Linked DNA regions of Homo sapiens: region 2 is linked to region 1. Evidence: chromatin loops called from intact Hi-C (ENCODE). Cell type or tissue: ascending aorta. All regions are shown on one strand.

Region 1 (5,000 bases):
CCGGACTATACATGTTAGATGAGGCTCGCAATAATATGATGAAAGAAAAACAAAAGCTCACATACAATAAACACACTAGATAACTTTGCTGGAAAACTTTGTCCTACTGCTTAATTTAGTAGAAGAGACAAGTAGCTTTGGACAAATGCCACTAATAAGGTGTCCTCTAAGAAAAGCGGACCATTTTCAAAAAACAAAACAAGAAAACACTTTGTTCAGGTCTACGCTGATTTGAAGACACCAGTTATTGCATTCTTATTACTTCCTTTGCAGTTTTCTTTCTTTGACTTACACACACACACACACACACACACACTCCCACACACACACACTGCCATAAAACTATAACATTTCACAACATCTTAGACTTTCAAATTAAAAACAGCTGAAACCGGAGGTGGAGGAGCTAGGAGGGTGGGCAGGAGAAATTTATCGGGTGCCCATGTGGGGGTGGGGGTGGGGGCGACAGTGAAATTCCACCCAGCAAGTTATGCCACTGCGACAGAAGTCAGAGAGTTCAGTTTCATAGATTCAATTGTACCTTACCTGGTTTTGTAGTTAAATGCACCAACATGCCCCTTAATTCTTCCTCTGAAGTACTACATATGCTGAAAACTATAGTATTTGACCTTACACATTTCCAAACAAACTCCAAAGTAACCTTTAACTTCAATAAAAAGCTGTGTTCATTCTTCCCCTTGTGCTCAACACACAGCAATCTAATACACCTCATCATGTGGTCCGTTACCATGGTAGCAATGAATCCAGCTGCTGAAATACAAAAGACTGACAAAAAGTTGCTTTTTTCCCCTCCACCCACCCTGACAAAGTCAGATTTTTTTTTCTGTATGACAAGTCTAATTTGAATATGCTTCTCTTGCTGACTCAACTTCATGAACAAGAAAAAAATAACAGAAGTATAAGAATAAAAGGTTTCCCAACTAACTAATGAAATATCTCTATGCATTTTAAGTCACCATTAATCTTTTGAAATACTGATCATTATCTACTACATCAGCCAACTAAATATTTTTAAATGTCAGTTACTAACTCAATAGGAAATGCAGCAATAATCCCACAGCTCCTTTAGAAACATTAAAAAATGCAGTAATGTATTCAGTAAACACAGATGCTGAAAACACTACATCAGTGTATGAAGGGCTAGTTTCAAAGTGCTTTTTTTCTAGAGCAAACTTCTAATCACAGCTTAGATGTGGGAGGTAAAATTCTTCATTTTCTTTTCATCAAAACCCTGTGTTTAACTGTTATTTAAACAGATTTCAGTTCTTTTAAAATTTATCATTTAAATTTAAAGCAGGCAACACAGCCTGCTGGAATCGATCAGGCTATATTTGCTGAGGTGGGGAGGGCTCTATATTAAGAGCAGCAGTCTTGGATTTGAAACGATACAAACTCTGAGCAATCCTGGGACTCCCCAAACCAATGGCTATGTAGTTAGGATTTAAGGAATCACCTTCAGCGCATTACCAGTCCTTTAGGGAAAAGCTGAAGGAGTCCCAGGTGACTGGAGCTTCCCCGCTTGCCAGCATGTCAGCATGGTCCTTCCTCCCACCATGGTACATTAATCAGCCAGTGGGTGCCCCCGTCCTCCAGGGATGGCTACTTCATCCCTCAGGCCTCGCATAATCACTCTGCTCTTGCACAACCTTCCTTATTTCCCAAACTTAGCTTACATTTCACAATAATTTGTTTGCATATCTATCTTCTCTCTTTAGAGATGGACTCCCAGAGGAACAGGAACATTGTCTTACTCATCTTTCTCTACCAAGTAACCATCAAAAGACTTGGCACTAGGTAGGGCTACTTCTTCAATGGATAAAGATGGCATCTGAAAGCTTTCCCTCAACTCCTCCAGGACTGTCTTCAGAGCATGGCTTGCTGTGGTTAAACCCTTCAGAGATCTGCACAGAATTTTTCTTAGTACATCACATCACAAAGAGAGGCAAGGCAGAGGAGTTCTTAAGAAGAGCAATTGTGGAATCAAGCAGATGCGGATTTGAAATCTGGCTCTAGCCCATACTACTTTTGTGATCTTGGATAGGTTACTTAACCTCTCTAACCCTCAGTTTACTCTTCTGTAAAATTCCTACTTTAACAAGGAATGGAAATGGATTAAATGAGATAGTCCAAGGGAAGCACCAAGCTTGAAGCATACTAAATGCTCAATAAATTCTGGCTAGTATTATTTAGTCAATATGTGATTTTTGAACAAGAGGGACCATGAGAAAGCTGACTGGCACGTGACTTCCCTTTGCTGAATAAACTGTCATTTTCAACAAGATGTGCATTAACAATCCTATGTTTCCTAACATAGGTTTACATAACAACACAGCATAAATATAGAGACCTTTTTAGGCAAAGAGCAAGGGCTGCTTGCTCCAACCTACAAACCAGCTAGGAGCAACTGATCAGTCAGAAGGTTAAGCATATTTCTAGTATGAAATGGACTGTGGGAAGAATGTTAAACATGGTAGTTAATTTTTTTCATCTTTAAATATGGAAGAAAAACACAAGTACAGCAGTTCATTGTGGTATTCATTTTGGATTCTTAAAAAATGGTCTATATGTTATTTGTTAATGATACTTTCTCAAATTAAGATGAACTGTAAAGAATCTTCATCATAAAGGGCTTTAAAATATAAATTATATACATAGATTACATTTCTAGTAATTAACCAATATTGTGTCAATAGAAGCCTTTACAAGGTCACCTTGATCTCTAACAAGTACTGTAAACTGCTCACCAGTGTAGACTTTTAGCTGCTTCTCTCCATCGTAATCAAATTCAGGAAATTACCTGACACCAAAGCCAATGGTATAGGAAAATTAGCATTAAAATCCCTTTGAAGAATATGGTACAAAGAAGCAGCCAGGGGTTAAAAAAGCCTGTGGTAGAAAAAAACAATTTTATTTTTCATTGCAGGAAGTTACCAGAAAGAATAAAGTGAATGTTGCACATTGCAAGATTTCTCTATCATTAAAAAGTAAGTAAGAAAGAAAAGCCCCACAACAAATCAGTTGGGATGATTAAAATAGCTTTGGCACTGCTCCAACCTTGAAAAATCCTTCAGCGCGGTGACTCATGATGATCCAATCCAAAAAAATGTGTGAGGCCGACCAGGCAAAAAGGCAAGGAGCAGCTACACCGGAAAATTAGCACTCCCTAATCCTCTTCAAAACAGTTGATGAAGGAGAGACTATTTGAATAATTTGAACCCCAATTTGAATAATTCATACCTATTCTCATGTGTGGCTGGCTGAATAGAGACTCTCACTGACTGCATTCATTTCATCAGGAGTGTTTACCTTGTACATTTTTTTCCCCTGGAGATTGGTTATGTGGCCATTACACGTATCTAATTGTTTTTCATTTTGTAAATGTAAGAGCTTATCATTTATCTAGTTAAGGTACACTGTTACTAGAGCATTTAATATGATTGATTGCCAAACAGAAGGTGCATCCTTTGTCAGATGTTAAAGTGACTGTTGATTCTTTAACCCCTAGGGAATACGACGCCAGTATATTTGGTTTCACAAAGTTTTAAATCCCCTTTTGCAAATGTTAAAATTAAACTTCCCCCTCATGTGAACAAAATATGCAACATAATCTGTGCTCTTGTGACCCACTTAATTTCATATGAAGAATTCAATCACTTAGAAAAAGTTTTTGAGACATAGGTAATGATGCTTCAGAAGGTACCCCAGGAAGTCAATTTGCCAAATCCTAGTCCCATAGAAGCAGGAGGGAGCTTCAAAGTTATATGCTTCACTGCCCTCTCTTCAGATGTGAGAGCACCTAATTTCCTACAAACTCAAGGTAACAACATGGGCTCAGAAGTCACGCGCTTAAATTAAGCAACATGGCTGCAAAAAACGTTGATGGCCAATGTTAATGAAATTAAAACAAGCAAAACAATTTGAACCTCTGAAAATGCAATTTTCACATCATAGTTAAAAATTATTATTTATTTTTTCATACCACAAAGTGCTTTATTGTTAGGGCACTGGTTTAAATTAAAAAAGAAAGTGTGTTGACAGCAACAAAAAAAGATTGTGATCTACTGAACAATTTTTGCAAGCACATTGTTTCTTGGGCCACTTTGAGCAGCTGACCTAAAAAATATTAATCGGATTAGTATCTATTCTGCTCATAAAAATTTCTTATGAAAGAACAAGTCTGTTGCAAGCCATCTCAATTTATACAATTTAATATCAAGATATTCTATTTTACCCTTAAGATATTTCAAACATGCACTTTTCCTTTGAATTGTAACAATGGGGCTATAAATAATAAGGATTTCTTTATGTTTTTCTTCTGTGAGTACATCACAGAAAATATCCGTTTTTAAATAACACTATGAAATTGATGGCTCCATATCTTACAGATAACCTATTGTGAACTCTGAATCATTTTGCCATATCATTTTTGGAAATTTATCCTCAAGCCTCTGTTTTTGTATTTTTTCATGTGTTTAAAAATTATAATTATATACTTATATTCTGAATGTATTCTTAGTGAAAAATACGTTGGTTTTTAAACTTAATAATAAAAACTTGTAACTTTCCATGTTCTCATGAAAAGATAATGTTACATGTCCATTGTAGAGAAGTTGAAAAATACAGAAAACATTTGTGAAATAATATTAAAAGCACTTATAATTCAACTATCAGAAATAACAAGTATCAACATTTTGATGTATTTCTTCATACATTAAAAATTCATGGCTGGGAGCGGTGGCTCATGCCTGTAATCCCAGCACTTTGGGAGGCCGAGGCGAGTGGATCACCTGAGGTCGGGAGTTCAAGACCAGCCTGACCAACATGGAAGAACCCCGTCTCTGCTAAAAATACAAAATTAGCTGGGCATGGTGGCGTATTGCCTGTAATCCCAGCTACTTGGAAGGCTGAGGCAGGAGAATCGCTTGTACCTGGGAGGCGGAGGTTGCGGTGAGCTGAGATCACGCCACTACACTCTAGCC
Region 2 (5,000 bases), 65 kb before region 1:
CTTGAACCCGGGAGGCAGAGGTTGCAGTGAGCTGAGATCGTGCCACTGCACTCCAGCCTGGGCGACAGAGTAAGACTCTGTCTCAAAAAGAAAATACTCATATGTTATTTCCCTGTGTGGCTTCTCCGTGTTTGGAGGATGCTTTGGGGGTGTCATTACTCAGAATGGTTGACTTTTGACTTCTCTCTCCCACCTTTGTTATCCTGCTCCTTGTCCAGATCCTGCCTTTGGTTCCTTTTTCTCCCTCTATGATGATAAGGGACTTGGAACTTGATAAGGGAAAAGTTTTCGGTAAATAGCGCTGAACTTCATCAGTTGTGTAAAACAAAGTGTCCACTCCCCTTCTAAACCTACAGGGTTATTCAGTCTCAGTCCTGCTTTGAATTTTATACAAAGTATATGTCCCAGTGGCTCTTACATATCTGAGCAGTCTTCTTTCTCACAGATGTCACTGGAGTGCAGGTCCATGCTTTACTGTGTATAGCAGAAAGCACAGGTCCATGCTTTACTGTGTATAGTTCTTTATGACTGTGTGGCAAATAACCACAAACTCATAATCTTAAAACAAGACTCTTATTAACTCACAGTTCTGTAGTTAAGGAGTTAAGTATGGCATGACTGGTTCCCTGCTCAGGGTATCACAAGATTAAATCAAGGTGTTGGCTGAACTCAGTTTTATTTTAGAAGCTCTGAGGAAAAAAAATACTTTCAAGACATTTGTTAGCACAGTTCAGTTCCTTGTGACCATAGGACTGAGGTCCCTATTCCTTGCTGGCTGTCAGCCAGCTGTCTCCCAACATCTAGTGATTGAGCATGTGGCACTTTCCATCTTCAAGCCAGCAATGGCATGACAAATTCATCTGTCCCTTCAAACGTCTGATTTTCTCTTCTACGGCTGCCAGATAAAACTCTCTGCTTTTATTTTTATTTATTTATTTATTTTTATTTTTTTTTGAGATGGAGTCTCGCTCTGTCGCCCAGGAGTGCCGTGGTGCAATCTTGGCTCACTGCAAGCTCCGCATCCCAGGTTCACGCCATTCTCCTGCCTCAGCCTCCTGAGTAGCTGGGACTACTGGCGCCCACCACCAAGCCTGGTTAATTTTTTGTATTTTTAGTAGAGACGGGGTTTCCCAGTGTTCACCAGGATCGTCTCGATCTCCTGACCTTGTGATCCGCCCGCCTCGGCCTCCCAAAGTGCTGGGATTACAAGCATAAGCCACTGCACCTGGCTAACTCTCTGCTTTTAAAGGGCTCAGGTGATTAGTTCAGGCCCACCCAGGTGATTCCCCTATTTTAAGGTTTGTTGCAACTGTGCAATGTAACATAATCTAATCACAGGAGTGAATTCCACGAAATTCCCAGTCCTGGGGATTATGCATGGGATTGCTCAGGGGATAGGAAGTTTTAGGAGCCATTTTAGATTGTAATTCAGGTAAAGATGTTTTGGACTAGGCATTTGTAGTCAGCACAGAAAGATGTGGATAGATTTGAGATATATGTGAAAGCATAACTGATGAGATTTTTATGATTGATTCAATCTGGGTTGAGATAAGAGGTCAAAGATGATGCCCAGATTTATGACTTGAGAAACTTGATGAGTCTTGGTACCCTGTGGAAGCAACCTCTCTTTTAAAAGGATTCGCTGAATAAATCTTCCACTTTTCTATTACCAACTTCTATCTCTCTTTTGCTTTACTCTTCGACAGGTGAGAGTGATATATTGAAAATGAAATTTTTATTGCTGAAGAAGTACACTAAAATAAATATGCATTTATGTAAAGTTTCAGTAAGAGAATATGCAAATAGGGATGAATTTCTGAATGGTCCACTTTGTACTCACACTGTTCTCCCCATGATCTAGAATAATGCTTGGCATGCAGTAAGTGCTGTCTCTATTTATGGAGTGAATACATAAATGAGTGATTGCTAATAACAATGAATGTTAACAAAACCTCAGTGAGGAGTGAACCCAGGTGACATCAGGAGTGACTTTCAGATGGAATCTCAGGTGTGATTTCATGGGAGAAGCTGCTCTCCCATCCCTGTCCTCCCGACTGACTTCTGTTTTCTTACAATGTGTGCTGGAGTCCTGAGATCCTGGGAGCCAGGCAGTGGGAGAACCCCTTCTGGGCATCCCTTCATCGCTCTGCTGACTGGCTCCAAGCCAAGCAGGCAGTTTCCCAGAAACAGGGCTTGGCAGGCCACCAGGGGAAGGTCATCGAATCTTGCCTTGGCACCTGTTAGATAGGGTTGGGAAGCTTGAAACGCATTCCTCTGTATGCATCACTCTTTCCCAACTGACAGGAGCATTTTAAGATGATGGTTTTTCCTCAGCTGTGAAAGTAAAAGTGCTTAGTTGGCACAGCTTTCACGTCTAATGCAGAAGCAGAAGAAAGGGAAGGAAGTCACTGTGTGTTACATCCAGATGCCTGGAAACGAGACTACAGGTGTGGCTTAGCTCACAGGTTATGCAGTGGCAGCAGTTTAAGCAAAGCTTCTGGCATTCTCTAAAACAAAAGTCTACTAACAAGGAAACAAAACCCTGATTTTTAAGATCTTAAAAACCATTAAAGGGAAGAAGCAGCTTTAATTAAACCCATATCATAATCATCAGGACTTTAAAATCATTGCTTTTCTCATCCAGAGGTTTACTCTGATTAAGGGGAAATAATTTTGCCATAGGTCCAGGGTGCCAGAGAGGAGCAGTTTTTCCATTGTCCTATTACATAGGCATCTTTAATAGGTTTGTTTATATTCCACTGCCACCACCAACTTTCCCACAGGGAATTTTTGGGAACGTTGCATTCTAGCACAATGCACCTTCCTTTATTCTAAACAAGTGTCTAGAATGATTCAACATCAGGAATGAAAATATGTAGTAAAAACATTTGCAACAACACTAACATAGATAATTGTGCTCCAAGGGTTAGTCATCTGCAGTTTATTTCCCCAACTGTGAATATTCCTGCTTTTCCTGCTGGCTCCTTGACTAGGGAGAATCCTCTGATCCCTCTCTTTTAAATACATATCTTTCTCTGGTTCGATTTCTCTTGCCTGTGTTTCCGACTTTAAACTTTATTTTTACATCCAAGATTTTATACATCGTTATCTGAGAAATACAAGAGTCTATGTTCTTGAGCAGTGTGGTTGATTCCTGGTGCATGGTGTCACATACTTTCTCCTAGTTATTCAAACATGAATCCAGGGGCTGCAGTGAAGGGATTTTGCAGATGATATTATGATCCCAAATTAGCTGACCTTAAAATATGGATATCATCTGAGTGGGCCTGATATAAACACGTGAGTCACTGAAAAGCAAGGAGACTTCTCTGGCTAGTCATAAATGGGGAAGTCAGAGAGGACACTCTAGCTGGGCTGGAAGAAGCCACAAACACCCATGCCCTGAGCAGCCCACAGGGGCCATGAGGCAAAGAATAAGGGAGGCTCTAGGAACTGAAGGTAGTCTCCAGCTGACAGCCAGCAAGGAAACGGGGCCCCAATCCTACAACCACAAGAAAATAACACTTTCCCACAATGAATGCACTTAGAAGAGAACCTTGATCCCAACATGAGAATCACAGACCCAACCAGCACTTTGATTTTAGTTGAGTGTAAAGCTAAGCCGAAAACCCAGCCATGCTGCATTGGATTTCTGACCTACAAAAACTGTAAGATAATAAATGTGTGCTTCTTTAAGCTGCTAAATTTATGGTAATTTTTTACCAAGAATAGAAAATTCATAGTGGCAGCTAAAAATCCACATATTTAAACATGAAGCAGGGAAGAGGAAAATACTGATACACTAGTTGGAAGAAAAATGAGTGGAATATTAGTGTTTACTACTAAAAACATAGCTCAAGGCTACTCCTGCCACATAAGACCAGCGTTCTTCTAGTCACCTGACTGGTGAGAAATGAATCTAGTGGAGCATATTCGTTCATTCATAGAATATTGATTCAGGACCGACTAGTTATATGGGACTCACTTGGCTTACTTTTATGGTGATAGAGAAACATTTAGGTAAAAAGGTAACTGCATTTTTTTGGTTCAAAAGAAATTTGAAAAGAAATTTAGAGACAGTAACATAGAAAAAGCAGGTGTTCTAACTTAACATATCTGAATGAAGGATACCTTTAAAATATTTCAATTACTAGAAAAAGAGTATGTTGAGAAACTCTGACAGCCGAGATATAATTATAGACCTTTTCTCCTCTTTGCCTTTTAAACAAAATTTTAATTAAATTTTAGTTGATATGACTAATGGAAAGAAAATTCAGGCTGTAACCAGTAGGACTAAAAGATGGTGCAATGTTAGCTGTGGGTGTAGGATAGAATATTCCCTTGCCTTCTTAATTTTGTTCCTACTATTAAACAGGAGGGATTAGATATTTCTGATTTATTTCTCTTGTTGTCCTTTGTTGTTCATGATTTTAGGGCTGCATTTCATTGACTCCAAAGTAATTTCTGAAAAAAAAAAAGATCTGCTGACATTACAGGGTATCTGGATCATTAACCACGTCAATGCTGACCAAGGAAATAATGTTATGGTAGAAACAGCTATTTGTCTAAAATAAAGGCTGAGATGATGCCATTTTATATATCCTTATAAGAGTTTATGGGGTATTAATTTTTGTGGAAAGTTAACAAAAAATCTGGAAGCTGAAGAGAAGACTACTGATTAGAAAGGATTATTTAAAATATTATTTGTATTCTTTGTTCTGCTCCATTCCTCCTAGAATATCAAATAATCAACTTGGTGTCCCCTAATTTTTTAGAAACACTCATTCTTTTATTCTGTTAGAGAATGTGCTAGTTACATCATGGGGAAGGTATGGCAGGGTACAAAGATGAATGGTAAGGGGAAGAAGCGATTTGGAAAGGAGAACCCTTTGACTCAAAAAGAAGATGGGTTTTTTACAAGTGTGTTTTTGTTTTTGAGAAGGAGTCTCACTCTATCACTCAGGCTGGAGTGCAGTGGCACGATCTCAGCTCACTGCAAT

The links. Hi-C counts contacts between places; a loop is a spot of excess contacts. Peaks named below come from ENCODE experiments on the same cell type or tissue, not always from the same donor. Only the 100,000 strongest peaks of a DNase experiment are listed, where the experiment ranks them.
Region 2: a loop joins it to region 1, with 1.9 times the contacts of the local background. A loop is called at or near these places in 11 of 110 quality-filtered maps.

The regions. Positions count from the first base shown.
Region 1 is chr18:34,705,992-34,710,991 of GRCh38, reverse strand. DTNA (dystrobrevin alpha) reads right to left here and starts at 694. Exons shown (of 23, transcript NM_001386795.1): 1 at 547-694. In ascending aorta, no CTCF peak of the experiment used is centred here; DNase peaks (open chromatin) are centred at 771, 1,591 and 3,091; H3K4me3 peaks cover 1,689 bases; H3K27ac peaks cover 2,777 bases.
Region 2 is chr18:34,771,436-34,776,435 of GRCh38, reverse strand. The region is part of intron 3 of DTNA (dystrobrevin alpha); the gene reads right to left. Among named protein-coding and RNA genes, the nearest start is that of DTNA-AS1, 6.3 kb to the right of the region's middle. In ascending aorta, no CTCF peak of the experiment used is centred here; a DNase peak (open chromatin) is centred at 2,155; H3K4me3 peaks cover 421 bases; H3K27ac peaks cover 454 bases.